2 separate regions of the Homo sapiens genome follow, and region 1 is linked to region 2. The links are chromatin loops, found by intact Hi-C in ENCODE. Cell type or tissue: endothelial cell of umbilical vein. All regions are shown on one strand. Links, peaks and the distances in the headings refer to the core of each region. The heading gives the core; the rest is flanking DNA.

What was found. Hi-C counts contacts between places; a loop is a spot of excess contacts. Peaks named below come from ENCODE experiments on the same cell type or tissue, not always from the same donor. Only the 100,000 strongest peaks of a DNase experiment are listed, where the experiment ranks them.
Region 1: a loop joins it to region 2, with 6 times the contacts of the local background. A loop is called at or near these places in 3 of 110 quality-filtered maps.

Annotation. Positions count from the first base shown.
Region 1 is chr9:136,507,685-136,516,920 of GRCh38, reverse strand. It overlaps NOTCH1 (notch receptor 1), which reads left to right. Exons shown (of 34, transcript NM_017617.5): 10 at 827-940; 11 at 1,205-1,438; 12 at 1,521-1,631; 13 at 2,219-2,411; 14 at 3,384-3,529; 15 at 3,787-3,900; 16 at 5,650-5,769; 17 at 6,116-6,268; 18 at 6,960-7,188; 19 at 7,850-8,051; 20 at 8,536-8,689; 21 at 8,782-8,966. LOC124902310 (a long non-coding RNA gene) reads right to left here and starts at 7,448. Exons shown (of 3, transcript XR_007061865.1): 1 at 6,942-7,448. In endothelial cell of umbilical vein, for the core only: no CTCF peak of the experiment used is centred there; DNase peaks (open chromatin) are centred at 4,130 and 4,770; H3K27ac peaks cover 3,333 bases.
Region 2 is chr9:136,624,382-136,641,101 of GRCh38, reverse strand. LOC105376325 (a long non-coding RNA gene) reads left to right here. Exons shown (of 3, transcript XR_930446.4): 3 at 1-1,215. Among named protein-coding and RNA genes, the nearest start is that of LINC01451, 16 kb to the right of the region's middle. RefSeq lists enhancers at 9,272-9,803, 9,804-10,335, 10,518-10,637, 10,868-11,399. In endothelial cell of umbilical vein, for the core only: CTCF peaks have their summits at 9,496 (motif pointing right) and 10,505 (motif pointing right); DNase peaks (open chromatin) are centred at 9,521 and 10,521.

The DNA of each region.
Region 1 (9,236 bases), core at 1,009-9,008, 120 kb after region 2:
TGAGGGGGGCCTGGCCATTGGTTGTGTTCAGATTCCCAGGAGAGCGAGGGTTTTGCCTCATGAGTGGATGGGAGTGTTTTCAGACTTCCCCGAAGGAAGGGCAGGGCCCAGTGGGGAGTGGGAGCTTGCCCAGGGGTCGCGGTGGAGCCCAGGGCCAGGAGATCCTCCTTGATCTGGGTGCAGCCCCTTCTGCCTGGAGAGAAGGGTATACCAGGAGCTGCAGTGCCCAGACAGGGAGGAGGCTCCAGCCTGGCTTTCTGAGGGCTCGATGCTGGGAGGGAGGCCAGCCTGCCCTGTCCTGCCATGTCCCCTGCCCAACGGCACGCCAGCGACAAGGGTATGCAGAGAACCACGTGGGGCAGGTTGGCCTGCAATGGAGATGATGGCTGCCCGGGGCGGACTTGGAGGAACTCTCAGGGGCCTGGGTGAAAGGTGTTTCCATCTGTCCCAGAGCTGGGGGCCGGGGCGCAGAGCCCAGGGAGGCGTTGCCAGCCCAAGCCTAGGCTCCCAAGACATAGATTACCCGTCCCAGACACTGGAGCGAGGGGAGCCCCATTCTCAGCCCGGCTCCACTGTAGCCATAGCAACCCAGTCGGTTTGGGAAAAAGGCCCCTTCTGTGGGAGCGAGGGCGTGTGGTGCTGGGGGAGGGGCTTTGATCCGGGGAGCGGGCAGCGGGAGGCAGGGAGAGCTGGAGCTGGCTGAGCTCAGGCTGAGTGTGCCCTGGGGAGCCCAGCCAGGCGCTCACTGCTGGGGTCTGGCCAGGGGTCCCTGAAGGGCCATAGTGCTGTTGCACATGACTCCCTCCCCTCCCCTCCCCGGCCCCAGGCTTCACTGGGCATCTGTGCCAGTACGATGTGGACGAGTGTGCCAGCACCCCCTGCAAGAATGGTGCCAAGTGCCTGGACGGACCCAACACTTACACCTGTGTGTGCACGGAAGGTGCGGGCTGGCGCCCACCAGCGGGGAGGGACTGGGGACGGGACAGGGCACTCAGGGCAGTGAAACTGACAAGGTCATGGACACCTTGGTCTGGGCCACCTGGTCCAGAGGCCGAGAGCACAGCTCAGCCCCAATCCTGAGTAGGTGGGAATGCCACGCTCGGAGCCCTCCTCAGGTTGGCACAGGTGACCCCAGGTCTGGTCATGGGTGTCCCGGGGGCCGCCAGTCCTAAGTCTTCCTGTGCCCGCCCCTCCCACGGTCCAGGGTACACGGGGACGCACTGCGAGGTGGACATCGATGAGTGCGACCCCGACCCCTGCCACTACGGCTCCTGCAAGGACGGCGTCGCCACCTTCACCTGCCTCTGCCGCCCAGGCTACACGGGCCACCACTGCGAGACCAACATCAACGAGTGCTCCAGCCAGCCCTGCCGCCACGGGGGCACCTGCCAGGACCGCGACAACGCCTACCTCTGCTTCTGCCTGAAGGGGACCACAGGTGGCCGGCCAGGCGGGTGGCCGGCGGGGGGCCAGTGGGCAGGGCGGGCCTGAGGACTGACCGACACGTGCCACCCCTTCAGGACCCAACTGCGAGATCAACCTGGATGACTGTGCCAGCAGCCCCTGCGACTCGGGCACCTGTCTGGACAAGATCGATGGCTACGAGTGTGCCTGTGAGCCGGGCTACACAGGTGAGCGGCCCTGCACGTGGGGGCTGACTGCACTGTGCTCAGAGGTCAAGGTCAGCCACTCTGCCCTGGGGCTGCTGAGGGGTTGGGTGAGGGCTTTGGTGCTGCCCACCTGGGCAGACCGTGGTCTGCAGCAGAGATTGCAGCGGGACCAGGGCTATAACTGGCAGCACGATGGGTCCCCCCGACCCCTCTTGTCTCCGGTCAGAGCTGTCCCAGGCCGTGTTGGCAGAGTGGCCCAGCAGGCCAAGAGGGAGCAGCCAGCCCTGAGGCCAGGCTTAAGTACCTTCTGCCTCTGTGGCTCACCAGCACCTTTGAGCAGGTCCCTCTGCCTCTCTGGGCCTCAGATTCTCATCAGTCAGGGCTGCAGTAGCCCCTGCCCCTGGGGCCCCTGGGAGGATGACTTGAGTGGGCACTGGTGCCCGGGGAGGCTGGCACATGGCACATTGTGATCCAAGATGGTTTCTGACACCTGGAAGGATGTGGCCAGAAGGGTGATCGCCCCGGCTCAACAGACAGGGAAATCGAGGTTGACGTGGGTGGGACCCCCTGGGCGCTGGGCCTCGGAGTCTGACCCGCCCTGCCCTTAGGGAGCATGTGTAACATCAACATCGATGAGTGTGCGGGCAACCCCTGCCACAACGGGGGCACCTGCGAGGACGGCATCAATGGCTTCACCTGCCGCTGCCCCGAGGGCTACCACGACCCCACCTGCCTGTCTGAGGTCAATGAGTGCAACAGCAACCCCTGCGTCCACGGGGCCTGCCGGGACAGCCTCAACGGGTATGCGGCGGGGCCGATCATGGGGACACATCAGTCCTAAACCCTGGGAGCTCTGCTGCCAGGAGGGTGGCACCTGCACAGAGCTTGAGATGGGCCAGAAACGGGCCTCGGACGGGGCTGGGTGGCAGGGAGCTCCCCTCGGGGACGCACATGCCTCTGGGTCCTCAGTCAGACTACAGTCCACACCCAGCAGCTGTGTGCTGCGTGTCCTTGTGGGCTGCATGGTGTGCTCAGGACACAGGCCCACAGTGACCCTGGAACACGTTTCCATGGTAACAGCCGCAAGTGTTTCTGATGCCCATGATGTGCCTGGCAGCACTCTGCCTGGATGGGACCATTTAAATCAGCAGGGACCCCATTGCCCTCATTTGGCGCAGAGAAGGCACGTGCTTTGTTCGGGGCCACACAGCGGGCAAGTGGTGGGGGGCTTTTCGCAGCACCCTACTGCCCTGCACTTGGCATGGTCCCCTCGCTAATGAACCAAACCCCTGCCGCAGTCTTGGGTATGGGAAGCGCTGCGGCCCCCACTTTTTTCTTTATTTTGAGACAGAGCCTTGCTCTGTTGTCCAGGCTGGAGTGCAATGGCATGATCTCAGCTCACTGCAACCTCCACCCCTCAGGTTCAAGTGATTCCCCTGCCTCAGCCTCCCGAGTAGCTGAGATTACAGGCATGTGCCACCACACCTGGCTAATTTTTGTATTTTTAGTATATATGGGGTGGGGGAGTTTCGCCATGTTGGCCAGGCTGATCTTGAACTCCTGGCCTCAAGTGACTCAGCCACCCCCGCCTCCCAAAGTGCTGGGATTACAGGTGTGAGCCACAGCGCCCAGCCTGCCCCCACTAAAGGACTCTGCGAGTCTGAGTGGATGGGCACCTCCGCCAGCCCATAGGGCATTGCAGACCCGGGAGTGCCCAGGCCCCGGCCGTGCTGCTCGGGCCTCCCTCGACCTGCAGTGTGGTCCCCCTTGCAGGTACAAGTGCGACTGTGACCCTGGGTGGAGTGGGACCAACTGTGACATCAACAACAATGAGTGTGAATCCAACCCTTGTGTCAACGGCGGCACCTGCAAAGACATGACCAGTGGCTACGTGTGCACCTGCCGGGAGGGCTTCAGCGGTGAGTGGGCTGCGCGTTTCTCAGTGCAGAGGGCCGCCCTCGAGTCTGGGGAGCTGGAGACACAGGATCGGGACCCAGGTCCAGCCAGCACCATGCATGGTGTCTCCCTCCCGTGGCAAAGCCTTAGCTCCAGGCCTCTGGCTCTTGGAGATGAGGAGGGGCCTGGGGTGGGGAGCAGGCCCAGGGCTGCTGTTGTGGGGCCCTGCCAAGGTGCCTGGGAGTGCTGGACATGCCGAGTGCTGTCCCCTTCCCTCCAGGTCCCAACTGCCAGACCAACATCAACGAGTGTGCGTCCAACCCATGTCTGAACCAGGGCACGTGTATTGACGACGTTGCCGGGTACAAGTGCAACTGCCTGCTGCCCTACACAGGTGAGGGGTGGGTGGGGCCTGTGCTGGAGGGGGCGGGGCCTATGTGGGAGGGGCGGGACCTGTGCTGGAGAGGGCGGAGCCTGTGCTGGAGAGGGTGGGGCCAGGGGTGGGGGCGGCCTGGGAAGCCGTGACTGGAGGGTAAAGTGGTGGCTTTCTTGGGGCGGGGCCTTCCAGAAGGTTCTGCGCCTCACTGAGTGCCTTAGGCCCCTGCAGTATGTGGGCCTTCTCCCGGGGGTGGGGTTGGCAGATTAGCAAAGATACAGGATGCCTGGGAGAAAATTTTCATGCAAGCATGTGTTTTACCTGGCAAGCCTGCCGCAAGACACAGGTAAGATGCAGGTGAATCCTTAGCAGGGCCGGGCCTGGGTCACTGGGCTCCGTGCTCCCGGCGCCCACCCTGCTGGGGTCTCTGGGGGCCGGGCTTCCCCACCCCCGCCAGCCGGACCTGAGGGATTCCTTTGATGGCGGGCTCTCTTTGTGTGAGCGGAACAAGGAGCCCTCTGTTTGGGCTGAGCGGGGAGGGGGATGTTCCCCCAACTGTCCAGCCCCTGCTATGAACCCAGCCAAGGGGATCACAGGAAATGATCTCCTCTAGAAAAGACAAAGAAGAGTCCACAAGCACCGGGGTCCTGGCGCTCCCCAGGAGCGGGCAGAGGGTGCTGCCACGGGGCCTGGTCAGGGAGGGCCTGCCTGGGCCAGGCAGCCGGGCTGGAGGTCCCACGCCTGCGGTTCCCATGACATCCAGCAGCCTGTGGCCAGAACGCTGTTTTCTTTGACCGAAGTTAAGGACCTGGGTTTTCTCTCCTGTGTCAGTCAGTGAGGACCCTCCCTCCACGGCTGGGCGCCCCTGTCCCTTTCAGACACGTCGATCGGGCCGGCAGGAGGAGCGGCGGTGCTGACCCGCTTCCTATCTGCCCGCTTCCTGCTTCCTTTCGCACAATTGTCGGAAACTCTGGCGCAGTTCCTGCCTGCCCGGGTCACCGTGGAAACCAATAGGAAGAGAGGCCCTGGAAAGTCGCCCCAGCAGGCCAGGGAGATAATGGGGGACAGGGAAGATAACGCAGTCCCCACGGCTATAAACAGGAAGCTCGGCCATGGGCTTGTGCAGAAAAAGGCCCTCGGCTGTGCACGTGGTTCCCACATAGCCTTTGCCAGACACCCTGCGTGGCCCTGGAGGTCTCCAGGCCGTGCCCCGTGCCCCGACACGCAGGATGTGCTGGGGGCCTGGGCCTGTCCCCTCCATCGCAGCCCTTGTTTGTTGGCCTCCCGTGATGGGCGTTTGCTGCCTGTGACACGGAGCCCCAGGATTAGTTTCAGGCCTCGGTCTCAGGCCAGGGCCTTTCCTCGTCACCCAGAGATGAGGGGGCTTGCGTCCGGGGTGGGCCCAGGTCCCTGCAGTGTCGTGGAGCCCACCCGACTGAGGCCGCCTCTCCTGGTGCAGTCCTTGTTCCTGGGCACGCCTGGTGGGGTGAGGCCTAGGCTGTGCCCCGCTGCCAACCGGGAATGAGGGGTGGCTTCTGAGCGTGACATTTGTGCAGCTTGTCTTCAGCGTCCCCCCATCTGTGCTCCACTCCTCCCTGGGTCAGGGTCCTGGCACAGCCGGGAGCGCTCAGGGGTCTCGGTGCACATTTGCCTCCCGGCGGGACCAGCAGACGGCACTCTGATGGCGGAAAGACCAGCAGGCGGTGGCCGATTTGGGAGATCCCTCTGGGTGAGGCTCCCGGGGTCACGTGTGTCTCCTTCCCGCAGGTGCCACGTGTGAGGTGGTGCTGGCCCCGTGTGCCCCCAGCCCCTGCAGAAACGGCGGGGAGTGCAGGCAATCCGAGGACTATGAGAGCTTCTCCTGTGTCTGCCCCACGGGCTGGCAAGGTGAGGCTGGCCAGGGCCCGGTGAGGGCTGGGATGGGAGGTCAGGATGTCTGCGGGACACAGGCAGCTCCCAGGCAGGCTAGATGAGTCTTTGAAGAGGAGCTGGTGGGTGCTGAGGAGGCCCTGGTCGGAGAAGTTCTGGAATCAGGAATTGACCTGGGAGCACCGTTCCCAACTCCAGTTCCTGTGACCTTCTTAGGCCAAAATTAGGGGAGAGGGGATGGTCCTGGGGTCACGGAAGCCTACTCCTGGGTCGGGAGAGGCACTGTAGGTGGGTGGGCCAGCCTGGGAAGGGCCTGGAGGGCCAGGGGCCGCTGGTGACCAACCGGCCTCCTCCTGCCCCGCAGGGCAGACCTGTGAGGTCGACATCAACGAGTGCGTTCTGAGCCCGTGCCGGCACGGCGCATCCTGCCAGAACACCCACGGCGGCTACCGCTGCCACTGCCAGGCCGGCTACAGTGGGCGCAACTGCGAGACCGACATCGACGACTGCCGGCCCAGTGAGTAGCCCCGCGGCTCTGGCCTCCTCCAGGAAGCTCTCAGGCCTCAGTTCCCCCGGGCAGGGTTGGTGCGCATGGTGCTGGCCATAAGCACCCAGGGAGGCCGGAGTGTGGCCGGGGAGGGTTGGGTCAGGTGTGGGGGATGTGCTGAGGGATGGCCAGGGTGGTTCAGGAGGGCCCCAGAGCCGGCTTGCTCCTCCCTGCACTTCGCGGAAGAGTCACGAGAGCCCCTCCCACGGCTCTTCACTGAGCCGAGGATGGCTCGGGCCCGGCCTGCACTCCCGCCTGGCTCATCGGGCCCCGCTGCAGGCCAGGGCTCTCAGGCCTCCCAGCCCTGCTTCACAGAGGTTGAGGTTGGCAGAAGCCGGGGGTCTTGCTGGCATCACCTGGCAGGCAGAGGCAAGAACTGTCTCTCCTCCCCTGCTCGGTCTGTGAAGCCTGCAAAGCTGCCCCCTGCCCTGGAGCTTGAGGACAGGAGCAGGTGGGGAGAGAGACCCCAAGCACAGGAGACGGGTGTGACGCAGCCTGTGGGTGCTGGGGCTCCCCACCAGACACCTTTGTCACAGGGCTGCTTGCCGCAGCCTCGGCAACGAAAGGCTGGGCTGTCCCCAGCCATGCAGCCTTCCCGGCCCCCTCCCGCAGGTGTGGGTTTGTGCCTGCCCCTCACACTCACCCTTCCGTCCTCTCCCAGACCCGTGTCACAACGGGGGCTCCTGCACAGACGGCATCAACACGGCCTTCTGCGACTGCCTGCCCGGCTTCCGGGGCACTTTCTGTGAGGAGGACATCAACGAGTGTGCCAGTGACCCCTGCCGCAACGGGGCCAACTGCACGGACTGCGTGGACAGCTACACGTGCACCTGCCCCGCAGGCTTCAGCGGGATCCACTGTGAGAACAACACGCCTGACTGCACAGAGAGGTGTGCGGGGCTCGAGTGAGGCCGTGGAAGGGAACGGGCGGTGCGGGCCACACGCAGTAGCTGGCAGCCTGGCACACCATGCAGGCGTCCGCCTAGGCCGGCTGGGCACTTAGCGCTGGCTGCATTGAGTCCAGACATTGTTCATTGTACCGACCTGTCCCTCCTGAGAGGGCCATTGTGACCTCCTCCTGTGTCCCGCACCAGGAGCGCCGGTAGTCTGTCCTGAAGAACTGGTGCGCTTCCTTCTATTAGACAACGAGAACTCTGTCCGTTCTTGTTTCCTTTTTGCCGTGTTTGCCAGGAAGCTCATTTGGTAAACGTCAGTCTCGTCCCTGGTTTCTGACGTAATTACCTCCCGTGTTACCAGGACGGTTTCTGGTTTCTCCCTCATTTACTTTAACCACCCTATGCCCACGCGTTTGGTAAAACCACTCTCGACCTGACTTATAAAGAAAGCAGGGGAGGGAGGTGTGACGTGGTGTGAGAGCCGGGCCCCGGGTTCCCACTGGCCTCCCTGGGTCAGCCAGGCTGCCCTGGGCCTGTCCTGGCCATCAGGCCCCTAGGGTTGAGCAGAAGGGGAGGTGCTGGCGAGGCAGAATCTGCTGGAGCGGGGACCCACCAATGCCCTCCACTCAGCCCCCGCCTGCCCACCCCCTTGCAGCTCCTGCTTCAACGGTGGCACCTGCGTGGACGGCATCAACTCGTTCACCTGCCTGTGTCCACCCGGCTTCACGGGCAGCTACTGCCAGCACGATGTCAATGAGTGCGACTCACAGCCCTGCCTGCATGGCGGCACCTGTCAGGACGGCTGCGGCTCCTACAGGTGCACCTGCCCCCAGGGCTACACTGGCCCCAACTGCCAGGTGAGTGCGCCGGCCACAGAGGTGCCCGAAGGAGGGGCCCTGGGTGGGTGCCTACCTGCGGGAGGTGGGAACGGTCACCCCAGGTCCCACTGTGTCGGCTCGGGGTCACCCCCACACCCCCGGGCAGAGGGTTTCTGGGGATCTGAGCAGCCGGTGAAGGAACCTGATGCGGAAGCAGCAGGCACCTTCGTTTCAATCCCAGGTTTCTGGAGCCGGGGCAGGAGCTCAGGAATTGGGGAATTGAGGAAAAGTGTTCCTTCTAGCAAAGGCCGAGGGTGGTCTGGACCTGCTGAGGGCCCTGAGGGAGACCCAGCCCAGGCTGTTCCTGGTGTGGGGGTGGTGGGGAGTCCAGGGGCGGCAGTTTCCACTTCTGTAGAATGGGTTGCAGCCTGGGTTGGAGTAGGCCCCTTGGCAGATGTGCGTTCTGAGCTACCGGGGAAATGGCCGGGGCGCGGGCACCCAGCTGACCCCAATCTGTCCCCAGAACCTTGTGCACTGGTGTGACTCCTCGCCCTGCAAGAACGGCGGCAAATGCTGGCAGACCCACACCCAGTACCGCTGCGAGTGCCCCAGCGGCTGGACCGGCCTTTACTGCGACGTGCCCAGCGTGTCCTGTGAGGTGGCTGCGCAGCGACAAGGTAACCTGCTGTGCCCACCCAGCTCGGGTCCCAGCCCATCAAGGTCCTCTGTGGGCCTGGGCCTCACCTGTCTACCACCCCATCCCCCGCAGGTGTTGACGTTGCCCGCCTGTGCCAGCATGGAGGGCTCTGTGTGGACGCGGGCAACACGCACCACTGCCGCTGCCAGGCGGGCTACACAGGCAGCTACTGTGAGGACCTGGTGGACGAGTGCTCACCCAGCCCCTGCCAGAACGGGGCCACCTGCACGGACTACCTGGGCGGCTACTCCTGCAAGGTGGGGGTCCCTCCTAGGGTAAGGGTTGTGGCCGGCACGAGTGTTGCCACACACCAGGCCCTGGCTGGGAGCTGGCCCAGTGGAGAAAACTGAACCTGATAGGCCCATGCACTGTTCAGTCTCATTAGGGGAGGGCTGGGGTAATCAGGGTAGACTGCCTGGAAGAGGTGGCCTGTGGAAAGCCTGAAGGAGGGTACCTATACTGAGAAGTGGGATGGGGTTTTCCCTTCCCCTAGATTGTGTCTGGGCTTGGCCAACACCTACCCTGAG
Region 2 (16,720 bases), core at 5,302-13,301:
AGCCACCATCCAAAACCACATTGAGAATATTTCCATTACTCTAGGAAAAGCTTCTCCGTCCAGCTGAGGCGGGATGTCATAGACTTACCCTCCTACCCGAAACAGCCAAAAAGCAAAACAAAACCAGACAAAACGCAGACACATGGCTTCCAAGACACGGGACACCAGGCATTAGAGGACAGTAACCCTGAGTGATGGGAACAGCCGTGCCCTAGTCACCCGTGCTCACTGCCCTGGGAGGCAGTCCAGGCTGTGGGTGGGAAGGCGGAACCCACGCAGGTCCCAGTGGACCCCCGAGGCTGGACAGACCGAGGCGGCTCGAGTTCATGGACACAGTACCAGAGTGGAGAGGGTCGCACAGAGAGGGACCCTGAAGACCTGGATGGGACCCCTGGAGTATTTGGAAGAGCATGGCCCTGCGGATCCCCATAAGGAAACTCCCCAGGGTGGGTAAAAAGGCACCCGGAAGGATGAGAGGGAACAGGGCCCGACTCCTGCAGGGCTGAGGACAGTGTCTCTCCCCATCAGCCAAGCAGGAAATCTCGTAACTCACGGGGCCTTGGGTGAAGCCCTTGGGAAGGGCTTGCCTCGGCGGGGGACGATCAGCCTGAGCCCGAGCTGTGCTCTGAGCCCTCCTACCAAGCCATAAAAGCAAGACTAGAAAGGATCAAACTGCCTCCAGATCACTTAACCGCACGTCCAGGACAAAGCTGAAGATTTCCAGGAAGACAAAAATCCCCGGCACCCAGCCAGGTGAAATTCACAAGGACTGGCGTCCAAAGGAAGAGGACCTGCCAGGCAATGGGAAAAGCAGGAGAACGGGACCCATGATGAGAAAAATGATGTAATCAAAACCATCCCAGGGCTGGGTGCGGTGGCTAACGCCTGTCATCCTAGCACTTTGGGAAGCCGAGGTGGAGGATCACTTGAGGCCAAGAGTTCAAGACCAGATGGGGCAACATAGTAAGACCCTGTCTCTATGACAAAAAAAAAAAAAGGTAAAACCATCCCAAAGTTGACACAGATGTGAGAATGAGCAGAGGTGGGCATTGAAGCAGTCGTTTTTGCTGTATTCCCTCTGTTCAGAAGTTAAGTAGAACCACAGCTCGATGTCCCCTCAGGCTCATTAGGATGGTTACTATTCAAAAAAAGAAAGTGGCCAGGTGCGGTGGCTCACGCCTGTAATCCCAGCACTTTGGGAGGCCAAGGCGGGTGGATCACAAGGTCAGGAGTTCGAGACCAGCCTGACCAATATGATGAAACCCCATCTCTACTAAAAATACAAAAATTAGCTGGGTGTGGTGGCAGGCGCCTGTAATCCCAGCTACTCAGGAGGCTGAGACAGGAGAATTGCCTAAACCCGGGAGGTGGAGGTTGCAGTGAACCGAGATCGCGCCATTGCACTCCAGCCTGGGCAACAAGAGCGAAACTCCATCTCAAAAAAAAAAAGTAACAAGTGTTGTTCAGGGTGTGGAGAGATGGGAGCCCTTGTGTGATGTTGTGGAATGTAAAACGATGTAGCCACTGTGGGAAGCAATATAGCAGTTCCTCAAACAATAAATAAATGGCCCAGGCGGGTGGCTCACACCTGCAATCCCAGCACTTTGGGAGGCTGAGGCGGGCGGATCACCTGAGGTCAGGAGTTCAAGACCAGCCTGGCCAACGTGGTGAAACCCCGTCTCTACTAAAAATACAAAAAATTAGCTGGGAGTGATGGTGGCCACCTGTAATCCTAGCTATTCGAGAGTCTGAGGCAGAGAATTGCTTGAACCCAGACATGGAGGTTGCAGTGAGCCAAGATCATGCCACTGCACTCCAGCCTGGGTGACAGAGCGAGACTCCGCCTCAAAAAAAAAAAAAAATATATATATATATATAAAATAAATAAATAAATAAGCCCAGTGTGGTGGCTCACACCTGTAATCCTAGTGCTTTGGGAGGCTGAGGTGGGCAGATCACCTGAGGTCAGGAGTTCAAGACCAGTCTGGCCAACATGGTGAAACCCCATCTCTACTAAAAATACAAAAAATTAGCTGGGCGTGGTGGCGGGTGCCTGTAATCCCAGCTACTCGGGAGGCTGAGGCAGAAGAATCGCTTGAACCCAGAAGGCAGAGGTTGCAGTGAGCCAAGATTGCGCCACTGCATTCCGGCCTGGGAGAGAGAACGAGACTCTGTCTCAAATAAATAAATAAATAAATGGGCCCAGCACGATGGCTCACACCTGTAATCCCAGTGCTTTGGGAGGCTGAGGCGGGCAGATCACCTGAGGTCAGGAGTTCGAGACCAGCCTGGCCAACATGGTGAAACCCCGTCTCTACTAAAGATACAAAAAAATTAGCCAGGTGTGGTGGCAGGCCCCTGTAATCCCAGCTATTTGGGAGGCTGAGGCAGGAGAATTGCTTGAACCCGGGAGGTGGAGGTTGCAGTGAGCCGAGATCATGCCATTGCACTCCAGCCTGGGCGACAGGGCGAGATTTCATCTCAATAAATGAATGAATGAATCAATCAATAAAAATTTAAAAAATAAAACAGATGGAAAATTCTGTCCTGAGCACTTGGGGAAGGCAGGGCCAGGCCTTGCACTGCCGCACTCCCGGCTGGTGTTTTGACACCTGTGCTTTCAGCTCCCAGGAGCAGAGCTGGGCTTCACTCATCTTCCCCCTCCTCTGGCTTCCCCCCATGTGACTGCAGCCTACGTTTTAAAGATTTTTACATCAACTTTTAATTTCAGAATAGATTTAGACTTACATAAAGGTTTCTCTTCTTTTTTTTTTTCCTGAGATGGAGTCTTGCTCTGTTGCCCAGGCTGGAGTACAATGGCGCGATCTCAGCTCACTGCAACCTCCATCTCCTGGGTTCAAGTGATTCTCCTGCCTCAGCCTCCCGAGTAGCTGGGATTACAAGCATGTGCCACTGTGCCCGGCCTCCAGTTTTTGTACTTTTAGTAGAGACGGGGTTTCACCATGTTGGTCAGGCTAGTCTCAAACTCCTGACGTCATGATCCACCTGCCTCAGCCTCCCAAAGTGCTGGGATTACAGGCATGAGCCACCGTGCCCGGCTAAGACTTACATAAAGGTTTCAAAATGAACCCGAGAGTCCTGTTAAGTTTTCACCGAGGAGGCCTGGGGCATGAGTCCATACAGCAAACTGCAGCCTGGCATGGCCTGAAGGCCACAGAAGGCTGGCCTCTTGTCACAGGGACTGGGTCCAGGTCACCGCAGCTGCCAGCTGTCAGTTGCCAGTGGCCGCTGATTTCAAGGCAAAGTGCCCAGCGGCCACCACCAAAACTGCCTCTGCGCATCACTTCCGTTTCCATGAACGTTGTGCAGCTCCAGGTCTGAATTTGTCCTGGTTCTAAGCCAATTTCAGAATTGTGAATGAAAGCCAATTAAGATTTTTAAGTTGAATTTGTTGCAATGTTGTCTCGTGACAGTTCCATACAGCCTGCACACAGTTTCTCTGATTATTTAACGTCTTACATTCGTGAGATGTGTTTGCTACCATTGATGAACTGGTATGTACCGGCAACTCTCTGTAATTTTTCTTTTTTTTTTTTTTTTTGAGATGGAGTCTTGCTCTTTTGCCAGGCTGGGTTCAACCTGGGAACCTCCTGGGTTCAAGCGATTCTCCTGCTTCAGCCTCCCTAGTAGCTGGGACTACAAGCACGCACCACCACACCCGGCTAATTTTTGTATTTTTAGAGATGGGTTTCACCATGTTGGCCAGGATGGTCTCGATCTCTTGACCTCATGATCCGCCTGCTTCGGCCTCCCACTGCGCCCGGCTGCATCTCACTGTAATTTTAATTTGCATTTCTCTGGTTCTACAGATGTTGAGCACTTTTCTGTGTTTTTTTATTTTTATTTTTTATTTATTTAGTTTTGAGTTGGAGTCTCACTCGGTCACCCAGGCTGGAGTGCAGTGGCAAGATCTTGGCTCACTGCAACTTCTGCCTCCCTGGTTCAAGTGATTCTCCTGCCTCAGTCTCCCAAGTAGCTGGGATTACAGGTATGCACCACCACATCCAGCTAATTTTTGTATTTTCAGTAGAGACAGGGTTTTACCATGTTGGCCAGGCTGGTCTTGAACTCCTGACCTCAGGTGATCAGCCTGCCTCAGCCTCCCAAAGTGCTGGGATTACAGGTGTGAGCCACCGCACCTGACCCCCACCTTTCTATGTTTATTGGCCATTTGTGTAATATCTTTTTTTTTTTTTTTGAGGCAGGGTTTCACTCTATTGCCGAGGCTGAAGTGCAGTGGCATGATTTTGGCTTACTGCAACCTCCGTCTCCTGGGTTCAAGCGATTCTCCTGCCTCAGCCTCCCAAGTAGCTGGGATTAGAGGGCCCACTACCACACCAAGCTAATTTTTGTATTTTTAGTAGAGACGAGGTTTCACCATGTTGGCCAGGCTGGTCTTGAACTCCTGAGCCCAGCTGATCCACCCACTTCGGCCTCCGAAGCTCCTGGGATCACAGTTGTGAGCCACTGCACCCAGCCATGAATGCAAATCTTTTGTCAGAGATATCTACAATGAATATTTTTCCCAGTCTCTGGATTGCCTATTCATTTTCTTCATGGTATCTTTTGATCAGCAAAAAAAAATTGATTTTGATAAAAATCTACTTTGCTATCAATTTCTTTTCTTGTATGTCTGGTGTTTCTGTGACCTGAAAGAAGTCTTTGCCTACCCCAAATTGTGACGATTGTCCCTCGTCTTCTTCCAGAAGGTCTTGGATTTTATGTTTAAGTCTATGTGACTCATCTTGATTTCATTTTTGTGCAGAGTGAAATAAAGTTAAGGTTCAATTTTTTTCTTTCTTTCTTTCTTTTTTTTTTTTGAGACAGCCTGTTGCCCAGGCTGGAATGCAGTGGCACAATCTCGGCTCACTGCAGCCTTCACCTCCCAGGTTCATGTGATCCTCCCACCTCAGCCTTCCGCTCCCAAGTAACAGGGATTACAGGCATGTGCCGCCATGCCTGGCTAATTTTTGTATTTTTAGTAGAGACAGGATTTCGCCATGTTGCCCAGGCTGGTCTCAACCTCTCAGACTCAAGAAATCCTCCTGTCTCAGCCTCCTGAGTAGCTGGGACTATAGGTGCGTGCCACCATGCCCAGCTAATTTTCAAAAATTTTTTTATAGAGACAGGGTCTTGCTGTGTTGCCCAGGCTGGTCTCCAACTCCTGGGCTCCCAAAGTGCTGGGATTACGTGAGCCACGACACCCGGCCTTAAAAGGATTTTCTACATGTCGGATCATGTATGTCTTCCTTTCCTTTTCCTGCCCTATTGCCCCGGGACTTCCTGCACGGCGCAGAGGGAGGTGGCGAGAGAAGCCCCCGGCCCTGCTCCCCACCTCGGCCGGGGCCTTCTGTGTTTCACCATCAGCCATGGCTTCAGCGATGGGTTTGGATAGATGGTCTTGTCGGTGTAGTTGGCTCCCTTCCATTGCTGGTTTGCTGAGAGTTTGCACCACGAACGATGACGCATTTTGTCATGATTTTGCCTGAGGGGATTACATGGATTTTTTTCTTATTCTGTTAACATGAATGTGAAAGTTGTCAGAATAAATATAAGGTCACTGGTGTTAAAACAACAACAGGCTGGGCACGGTGGCTCATGCCTGTAATCCCAGCACTTTGGGAGGCTGAGGCAGGAGGATCACCGGAGGTCAGGAGTTCCAGACCAGCCTGACCGACACGGTGAAACCCCGTCTCTACTAAAAATACAAAAATTAGCCTGGTGTGGTGGCATGTGCCTGTAATTCCAGCTACTCGGGAGGCTGAGGCAGGAGAACCGCTTGAACCCGGGAGGCAGAGGCTGCAGTGAGCCGAGATCGCACCACTGCACTCCAGACTGGGCAACGAGAGCAAAACGGCATCTCAATAACCAATAAAACACCACCACCACCACCACCAAACCGTGACAAACAGAGCTGGGCGAGGTCCTGAAGAGATGTGTCATGCCTGTGCCTGAGGAAAAAGACTATGGGCACCACAGCCCTGCACGAAGGCCTTGAGACCCAAACAATGCTTCTCCAAGGACGTCTGCTCAGCCACCGCCTGTCCAACCTCTGACTGGCCTCACCCCAGCTGTTGGTATTTGTAGCCAAGGATAATTTTCAAAACAACATGATTCTCCCCATTTTCCCTTAGAAACCCTCCTCTTCCTTTCCCTACAGGAATATGCACGTAGTTTACAGAGGCCAAGCATTCCCTTTGCAGCTTGCTAGTCCCAAATAAACAGCTCTTCTTTTAGGGAGTCCCTCTCTGTCTGTTAGTTAGCTGGACATGGTAAATTATGCTGATTGACTTTAGAAAGCTGAATCCTGGCCGGGCACAGTGGCTCACGCCTGTAATCCCAGCACTTTGGGAGGCTGAGGTGGGTGGATCACGAGGTCAGGGGTTTGAGACCAGCTTGGCCAATATGGTGAAACCCTGTCTCTACTAAAAATACAAAAATTAGCCGAGCGTGGTGGCGCGCACCTGTGATCCCAGCTACTTGGCAGGCTGAGGCGGGAGAATCACTTGAACCTGGGAGGCGGAGGCTGCTGGGTTGCAGTGAGCCAGAATCGCACCACTGTACTCCAGCCTGGGTGACAGAGCAAGATTCCATCTCAAAAAAAAAAAAAAAAAAAAAGGGGCCAGGCACAGTGGCTCACACCTGTAATCTCAGCACTTTGGGAGGCCGAGGTAGGCGGACACAAAGTCAGGAGATTGAGACCATCCTGGCTAACACGGTGAAACCCTGTTTCTACTAAAAATACAAAAAAATTAGCCGGGTGTGGTGGTTGGTGCCTGTAGTCCCAGCTACTCAAGACGCTGAGGCAGGAGAATGGTGTGAACCCGGGAGGCGGAGCTTGCAGTGAGCCCAGATCCTGCCACCGCACTCCAGCCTGGGTGACAGAGCGAGAATCCATCTCAAAAAAAAAAAAAAAAAGGAAAAAGAAAGCTGGATCCCTTGCCTTCCTGGGATAAACTCCCCTTGGTGTTGATGTATTATCCTCTTTATATATTGCACAATTCGATTTACTTTGCATTTATTTCATTACAACTTTTGTGTCTATGTGTTTAAAAAAAATTATTCTATTTGCTTTTTTTTTTTTTTTTTTGAGACGAAGTCTCGCTTTATTGCCTGGGCTGTAGTGCAATGGCACGATCTCGGATCACTGCAACCTCCGCCTCCCAGGTTCAAGTGACTCTCTTGTCTCAGCCTCCCAAGTAGCTGGGATTACAGGTGCACCCCACCACCCGACTAATTTTTGTATTTTTAGTAGAGACGGGTTTTCACCATGCTGACCAAGATGGTCTCAAACTCCTGACCTCAAGAAATCCGCCCTCCTTGGCCTCCCAAAGTGCTGGGATCACGGGCGTGGGCCACCACGCCCGGCCTCTATTTGCTTTTCAGGCAAGTGTTCTAGAAACTATTTTGTGTCCATGTCTGTGAGGAAAGTTGGCCTGTAATTTCCTTTTCCCATGATATCTCTTCTGGTTTTGAGCTTGTGGTAATGGTGGCCTCGAAACTTGTATTTCTGGGAAGAGTCTGTGTAGAATGGATATTATTTGTTCCCTAAATGTTTGGTTGCATTCACCAGGGAAGACATCTGGGCCAGGAATTGTCTTTGTGGGAAGGTTTTAGTTGTATATGGAATTTCTTTACTAGATCTAGGGCCATTTTGGTGATGAAACTTCTTCTGCCAGATCCAACAATTAGTGTCTTTCAAGGAATTTTTCTATGTCATCTAAGTTGGGAAATTTGTGGTCATAAAGCTGTTAATAAACTTGAGACGTTCACTGTCTCGCTGTCTGTGGGAGGTGAGATGGCGCCTCCTCTCCTTCCTGACACTTTCACTCTGTCGGTGTCTGTGGGAGGTGAGACGACGCCTCCTCTCCTTCCTGACACGTTCACTCTCTCGCTGTCTGTGGGAGGTGAGATGGCGCCTTCTCTCGTTCCTAAACGTTCACTCTCTCGGTGTCTGTGGGAGGTGAGACAGCGCCTCCTCTCCTTCCTGACACGTTCACTCTGTCGGTGTCTGTGGGAGGTGAGATGGTGCCTCCTCTCCTTCCTGACACGTTCACTCTCTCGCTGTCTGTGGGAGGTGAGATGGCGCCTCCTGTCCTTCCTGACACGTTCACTCTCTCGGTGTCTGTGGGAGGTGAGACGACGCCTCCTCTCCTTCCTGACACGTTCACTTTCTCGCTGTCTGTGGGAGGTGAGATGGCGCCTTCTCTCGTTCCTAAACGTTCACTCTCTCGGTGTCTGTGGGAGTTGAGACGACACCTCCTCTCCTTCCTGACACGTTCACTCTCTCGGTGTCTGTGGGAGGTGAGATGGCGCCTCCTCTCCTTCCTGACACGTTCACTCTCTCGGTGTCTGTGGGAGGTGAGACGGCGCCTCCTCTCCTTCCTGACACTTTCACTCTGTCGGCGTCTGTGGGAGGTGAGACGGCGCCTCCTCTCCTTCCTGACACTTTCACTCTGTCGGCGTCTGTGGGAGGTGAGACGACACCTCCTCTCCTTCCTGACACGTTCACTCTCTCGCTGTCTGTGGGAGGTGAGATGGCGCCTTCTCTCGTTCCTAAACGTTCACTCTCTCGGTGTCTGTGGGAGGTGAGACGGCGCCTCCTCTCCTTCCTGACACGTTCACTCTGTCGGTGTCTGTGGGAGGTGAGATGGTGCCTCCTCTCCTTCCTGACACGTTCACTCTCTTGCTGTCTGTGGGAGGTGAGATGGCGCCTCCTCTCCTTCCTGACACGTTCACTCTGTCAGTGTCTGTGGGAGGTGAGACAACACCTCCTCTCCTTCCTGACACTCACTCTGTCGGTGTCTGTGGGAGGTGAGATGGCGCCTCCTCTCCTTCCTGACACGTTCACTCTCTTGCTGTCTGTGGGAGGTGAGACGGCGCCTCCTCTCCTTCCTGACACGTTCACTCTGTCAGTGTCTGTGGGAGGTGAGACAACACCTCCTCTCCTTCCTGACACTCACTCTCTCGGTGTCTGTGGGAGGTGAGATGGCGCCTCCTCTCCTTTCTGACAGTGCTGATTTGTGGTTTCTTCTTTTTGTTTCCTTTGATTCGTCCAGCTGGAAATCTGTGGGTTCTGTGGATCTTTCCGAATCACTCACTCTTGCTTTCCTTGATTTTCTCTGTTGTTTGTCCACTTTTTACTTCATTTCTGTCCACTCGTGTTTTCATTATTTCTTCTACCTTGTTTGTGCTTAATTTTCTTCCTTTAGTCCTTGATGGGGTCTGGAGCTCTGTCCTAAGGGGTCCTGGGTTCCCTGGAGGGGCAGGTTCGTTGGGGAACCCAGGGCTCTGAGTCCTGGCCCAGACTGTGATGGGGACTGAGGGGTGGAGCAAACCGGGGGCTTGGCGGCTTCTGCCCTTACCCAGGCCTCGGTGCTCCCTGGCCCCGGGTGGCTGTGTGCCTCCTCGGCCCCAGACATCCATGGTGGCCCTCCTGGGGATCCGGCAGCTGAGTGGGCTGGACATGGAGTTGTCAGCAGCCACAGGAGGGCAGCACAGCCCCAGGAACAGTCGTATGTGTGATAGAGTGTGTGAGAGCATGTATGTGTGTATGTGTGGGAGCATGCTTGTGTGGTGTGTGTGTGAGCATGGGTGCGTGTGTGCGTGTGTGAGCATGCGTGTGTGTGTGCGAGCATGGGTGTGTGTGTATGTGTGCGTGTGTGTGAGCATGTATGTGTGTGCATGTATGTGTGTGTGTGAGAGAGCATGTGTGCGTGTGTATGCGTGTGACCATGCCTGCGTGCGTATGTGTGTCAGCATGTGTGCAAGCATGGGTGCATATGTGTGCATGTGTGATCATGCATGCAGGTGTGTGTGTGATCATTTGTGCATGTGTATGTGTGAGCACGTGCGTGTGTTAGCACGTGTGTGAGCATGCGGGAGTCTGTGAGCATGCGTGCGTGTGTGTGTAAGCATGTGTGTATGTATGTGTGCGAGCATGTGTGTGAGCATGCATGCGTGTGTATATGTGTGAGCATGCATGCGTGTATGTATGTGAGCATGTGTGCATGTGTGCGTGTGCGAGCATGCGGTAGTCTGTGTGAGCATGCGTGTGTGTGTGCAGGCATGTATGTATGTGTGTGAGTATGGGTGCGTGTGTATGTGTGCACGTGTGAGCATGCATGTACGTGTATATGTGTGTGAGCATGCATGCGTATGTGTGTGTGAGCACGTGTGCTTGTGCGTGAGCATGCGGGCATCAGTTTGTGAGCATGCGTGCATGTGTATTAGTGAGCGTGGATGGGTGTGTGCAAGCATGGGCATCTGTGTGAGCATGTGTGCGTGTGTATGTACGTGTGTCTGCCAGTGTGTGCATGCACATGGAAGCATGTGTGTGTGTGTAAACCAAGTTTCTTCAAGGCATGCGTCTAACAGGGCTTCTCTGTTCCTCCCCATCTAGGGCCCCTCCCCTTCTCAGCCCCCTCCTCATCTGAGCACCCCAGGGCATTGAGGGCTACAGCCCTCCCACACGCAGCCTCCACTTGGCCCGGTGGGTGGCGCCAGGTGTCTGGGGAATGGTCGCAGGCCAGCGTGGGTGGGAGGAGACGCTTTGCTGGAAGACGCTGGAGGCCGATTCACCCCAACCAGTCCCTCTCCAGTCTCTCCTCTGCTCGGGGGTCTTTGACTCCTTCCCCCACTCCCAGAGCCCCTGGCTCAGCTCCAGGAGCTGGTGGGCAGGGGGCACTGCCCAGCCTCTGCCTTGGACAGCTGAACTCAGAAGAGTTGTGTTTTCATTTCCCCTTGGTCATTTGTGAAGCCCTGGCAGGTGCAGGCTGGGAGTGGCTGTGGCCGGCAGGTGGGGGTGCAGGGGTGAGGCAGCGAGTGGTCCTACAGATATGCGGGCAGACATGGGCACAGCGGGACCCAGCCCAGCCTGGGAGGAGTGGGGAAGGGGAGACAGGAGTCTGGGGTCTAGGGGGTGAGAGCTGCTGAGGGGCAGCCTGGGGCTGGGCAGGACAGGCCCATGGGAGCCAGGTTGGGGGTCCAGTGTGAGATTCCCAGCACCAGACCCCAGTCCAGGATGGGTCTTGGGCACCGCAGTAAGGAGACCAGTGGGGGCTGTGAGGAGGAGACGGTGCCTGAGGGAGTGGAGCTGGGGACAGGGTGGTGTCGTCGCCCCCCTCCCCTCCCCCCTGCAACAGGCAGGGCTGGGGCCTTCACTGTGACACGCCTCGGTTGGGCAGCTGGGGTGATGGTGACCCAGCTGTGGGGAGCAGCTTAGTTTGAGAGGTTATGGGGTGCAGAGAGGAACTGTGCAGGCTAAGAAGCATTTGTGCTGTGCCAGGGTGGGTGGGGTGAGGTGTGCCCAATGCCCCAGGTCCCCCGCCCAACAAATCAGAGTCGCAGCATATGGCTGGCAGGGCCTTTGTTTGCCAAGAAGGGAGAAGGGGCTGGGAAGCCCTGACCGGGCCCAGGCTCAGGGGCCTTGGGCAGCCACCAGGCCTGGGTGTCCTAGCTGGATAGCCCTCGGCTGGCCCAGAGTGATGGGTCCTGATGCCACCAGGAAACCAAAGTGCAGAGTGGTGGGCACAGGGCCCAGGCGAGGACCCCAGTCTCCAGGGACCCCCCAGCAAGACAGGCACAGGTGCAGCCGCCTCCACCCTGCCCAGCCCTCTCAAGCCTTGTTCAGTGGCCCCGTGGCTGTTCCCACGATCCATCCCGGGGCCCCACTCCCCAGCTGGACACAGGACAGAGGCGGGGGAATCCCGGACACACAGGTTGCTGGGGAGAGGAGCCGAGGGCCCCAGGGGCAAACCCAGGGCAGGGAGCCTGTGGAGTTCCCGCTTGCTCACCTGTGCCATCAGCTGCAGCTTCTTCCTCGAGGTGCACAGGGCGGTGTCCGAAGCCAGGATTCTGAGTGGCTCTCCCAGTGTTCACAGGACAGGCAGGTCCATGAGGCAGGGTTGCTACCACCAGGCCCGGGGGGCCTGCCCTGCGTCCTTGAGGGGCTGCTGGGGGCCAAGGAGGGTGGGCGGGCCATGCCCAGGCTGGGGGTCAAGGGCAGAGGCCGTGGGAACCTGCGCAGTGACAGGAAACGCTGGGGCCTGATTGATGGCAGCTTCCCTGAGGGAGCAAGAAGGCAGGGGGAGGCGCTCGCCCACAGGTAGGGGGACAGAGGGCCGGCTGGCAGCTGGCCCGGCGTCTGTCCCTGGGCAGGCAGACCCCAGGAGGAGTCCCGGGAGAGAGGGCTGAGCTCTAGCTGGAAGACACAGTGATTGTGGGGCCGGGGGGAGCTGCCTCACCCCATCGCCTTTCTGGAATACTGGGTGAAGACCCCTTGACCGAGATGACACTCCCCTTTCCGCCAGCACCACAATTTCTTCCTTTGGCTTTTAGGAACCTCTCTGGAGACCCTCTTATCCAACCCTCCCTTGTACAGGTGGGGAAACTGAGGCCTGGGGCTCGGGCCAGCCACTTGATCTCCCCGGCAGCCAGCTTGGGCCTCAGCACCCCTGCTCACTGAGTCCCCAGAAAGCTGGACCCAGGCCCCACCGTAGCCGACCCCAGCAGCAGTACTTTCCCCGGAGCCCCAGCCCCCACCTTCCACGCGCCCCGCCCGCAGCCCCCAACTTCCACGCGCCCCGCCCGCAGCCTCCAGGATGTTGCGGGATCTCGTCCAGCTGCTGCCACCTCCGGCCGCTGTGGCCACAGGCACGGCTGCTGGGACCAGCTGGCCTCCACAACCGTCTCTGCGACCCCCCTTTCTTCCTGCCTCTTCTCTCCCGGCCCGATGGCTCTGAGACGCTTTTCTAACCCCTCTCTCGGTCCCCATCTCTGAGCTCTGGCATCCCCTGCGGGCCGACTCCGGCTTTAGGCCCGAACACCAGCACCTGGGAGGCTTGCAGGGCCTCACAGAAATATTTTAATTTCTTTTAAAATCAGGAGAAAAAAACTGAACTTTTAGGGCCAAGAAAATGCTTTAATACATAATATGAATATATTTGTCTTTATGCCAGCACAGACATAAAATATGATGTTGTTTACTACTTTTATTTTTGTGGAGGGGTGCTCAGGAAGATGCCCCGGCCCCATCCATGTGGCGCCGCAGCCCTGGCCCGAGCTGGCCCACCCCCGAGATGGCCACTGTGTTATCACCGCCTTGGCCGGGCCCACCCTGCCTGGCCTTGCAGCCCTGGGGGTGGAGCGAGTCTGTGTCTGTGCCGGGCAGATACAGTGATGGCACCTGCCGGTCTGGTGGCCCCGTCGAGGCGCCTCAAGGGCACCAAGCCCACCCATCATCTCCCTGCCCCATTCTCCAGGTCCTTTGGGCCCAAAGCCTGTGGGGTGGCCCCGTGGCTCCATGAACCTGGGGATCTTCCAGCCAACATCCGTCTCCCGGGGGCAGGGAGGGCTCCCCACGCTGCTGGTGCCAGGAGAGCTTTGAAGCACCCCAGAGGCACTGTAAACCAGGTAATGAGGGTGATTAAATCTCATTCAACTCAGAAAGGAAAAGGATCTTCTTCGGGGTGCCAGGAGCCGGCACCAGCCTGTGTCCTCCACCAGGCGGGGATGACCGTGAGAAGCACGCTAGGACAGGCAGGGCCTCGGCTTGGAGGCTGTGGAGCAGTGCTGATGCCTGCATTGCAATGAGCTTTGCATCCATCTCTGCCACACCTCAGGACGTAGGAACCATGAGTACCCGTCTTTGCAGCTGGGGAAACAGGCTCCACAGTTCCGCGGCTGCACCAGGTCATGGAACCCTTCAGGTGCCGCCACCACCAGGCAATGCTGCCTTCTAGGGGCAGAGCACGGGGCTCCCTGGATGGGCTCAGACTCGGCACTGGGCCTGCCTCTCCCTGGGGCTTCACTACCCCAGCCCCAGCCAGTCCTGGCAGCAGCAGGGAGCTGGGAGCCAGCCTCCAGCCCCTCCCCGTGCTCCAGCTGGGCTTCCTGGGTCCCCCCTGCCCCCAGTCCAGGTGTGGGCTGGGATGGTGTGGGGGGCGGCGAGGTGGGCAGGGCAGGGGGCTGGACACCACTTCTCTGGGCTTTTCTTGAGAAAGGGCCCCTCCAGCCACGCCCTCCTGGGCCGCTATCAGAAGCCAAACACAGAGCCGGGGAGTGTCAATACCTCAGGCCTCCACCTGGCAGCTGGTGCCCGTGAGCCAGGGGCCAGGCGGGAACTCCGTAGACCCCTCTGAGCCCAGAGCTCTGTGCTATTTTTAACACCACTGGGAGAAGTCAGGCAAATAGTGTGGGCCCCTCCCCACAGCCCTGTGACCTCCACCCCTGTGTTTGCACTCTCACTGGGCAAACAGGCGGCGATAAGGCAGAGATTAGAGGATCGCTCAGCTCCCAATAAACAGCTTCTTCTCCCCCAGCATGGGATTCCCAGCACCAGACCCCAGGCTGGCAGCTGCAAGGGCTGAGAGTGCAGGTGCCCCCGCCCTGCCCCCACCCCTGCCCCCGCCCTGCCCCCACCCCTGCCCCCGCCCTGCCCCCACCCCTGCCCCGCCCTGCCCCGACCCCTGCCCCGACCCGTCGTGGCTCTGGCTTCCCGGTCCGAGGCATCTCCGGCACCCCGGGGCACACCACCAACCCAGGAGCCCCTGCCACCCCCGCAGTCCCACCCTGCAGGTGGGCATCTGCCGGACGGGGTTGGGGTTTGTCTCCAGCAAGGGCCAACCAGGTTGGGTTTGGATGGACATGGTTGGAGCTCGGCCACCATGCACCTGCTGTCTGCTTTGCCGTTGCTGCCCCGTCCAGCCTGGCTCTCCACCTTTTGGTGCTGGCTAGGAAGAGTTGAGGTGGTGGAGGGGACGTGCTGACACACAGCAGGCACTTGGCAAGCCGGCGACCTGGCCTCCCAGCCCCACACTGGCCTGCCTGGCTCCCTCAGCTGCCCTCCGGCCTGCGCCTGGCCTCCCTCCTGCACCCGCTCCAGCTGGCCCGAGTTCCCTTGAAAGTGCAGGGCCAGGAGGGGACATGGCAGCCAGGGAGGCATGATGGGGCCCAGCAGAGTCGACAGTCACTTCCAGAGTGGCGGGAGGCGCTCGCCCTCGGCAAATGCCACTCGGGATGGACTCAGTCTGGGGTTTGGGCAGAGTTTGAGTTGGAGATCCGCAGAGCTGAGGCTAAGGTTGGTTTGGAGCCAGGGTCAGTCTGTGCCTGGGATCAGAAGCCAGGCTCTGATTGAGGTCAGAGGTCACCCCGTGGCTGGGATGGGAACTCATTCTGTGCCTGGGTCAGGGCTCAGGCTATGGCTGGGAGCAGAGTTTAGTTTGTAGCTGGGATCAGGGGTCAGTCTATGCTTTTGACCAGGGCTCAGCTTAGTCTGGGATCAAGGGTCAATTTGGGCTGGTGATGGGGGCTCAGTCTGTGACCAGGGTGAGGGGTCGACCTATAGGTGGCCTCAGGGGTTAGTCTGCGGCTGGGGTAAGGACTTGGTGTATGGCTGGGATGAGGGTTCAGTGTGTGACTGGGATCAGAGGCCAGCCTGTAGCTGGGATTAGGGATGAGTCCATAGCTGGAGTAGACACGCAGACTGTGTCTGTCAAGACTTAATCTGTAGCTCGGATCAGGGCTCAGACTGTAGCTGAGATTAAGGATCAGACCAGGGCAGGGGCTGGAGTTCAACCTGGTCTGGACAGTCTCTGCCCCTGCCCCGGCCGCCCATTTTTCCCCAGCTGTCCTGGGTCAAGTTGCTGCAGCTGAACTTTGCTTCCTCTTTGGATCAGAGCGTTCTTGGCCAGCACCCAGCAGCTGATTCCCCAGGGGAGAGGCCCCGTTCCCGCCAGCCACATTCCCACGCCGGCCTGGGAGGCTGCCAGAGAGTGGCTGGGTGTCGGGGGCTGCCTCCCAGGGGACCTGCCTCTCACCCTGCCCAGCTCTGAGGACAGCACGAGATTCCTGCAGATGGAGCTCCTAACCTGTGAGTTCCCTTCCCCAGAGCCCAGTGTCCCCGTTCCCGCCTTCCTGCCCAGGGCGAGGGGCCGGGGAGATGGAGGGCTTTGCAGGCCTGCAGACCAAGGTGGGAGAGGCCGGGCGCTTCCCCCAGGTTCTGTGACTCAGGAAGCCAGCCATGGGTCTGTATCTCCCTGGGCCTCGGTTTCCCCAGGAACAGAGTGGGCAGGGGTGATGGCTGGACGGGAGCCATCCAAGGCCCCTCTGGCCTGTCTCTCATCCCAGTGTGACAAATCTGACTGGCCAAGGATGCACGGGGGCCTTGGCTGCTCCTGGGGGCTGACAACAGCCTGGGTCCCTATAGACCCATTGAGGCAGGTGGGTCCCAGGAGGAGCCAGTTTGTCCTTAGAACCAGAGGCCCATCCCAGGAGTCTGCGGGTGAGACCTCCAGGTGAGGCATCACCTCCAGCGGGTTCGTGCAGGGGTCGAGGCCTGTGTGGCCAGAGGGGCCCGGCTGGCTCTGAGAGACTGGCTGGCGGCTGGAGCAGGTCTGGGGCAGGTGCACCGTCTGAGGGTGACTCCGCCCAGCTCCCAGCTCCAGGGGGCTGAGGAGCCCCAGCAGTTCTGGGTGGACAGCTCTGAGGTCAAAGCCTGGGGCTGGGTGAGGCTGAGAGCCAGGGGCCACAGGGCTCCATCCCCAGTCCTCAGGCTCAGGGGCCCTTAGGAATTCCTGACTGCACGTCCTGAAGGCACAGCCACCACACAGCTGGGCAAGAGTCCCTAGTGTGCGGCTTCCTCCTGGGAGCCTCCCAGCAGCTGACGTGGCCCCGTCATCCCACTCTCCAGAGAGTAGCG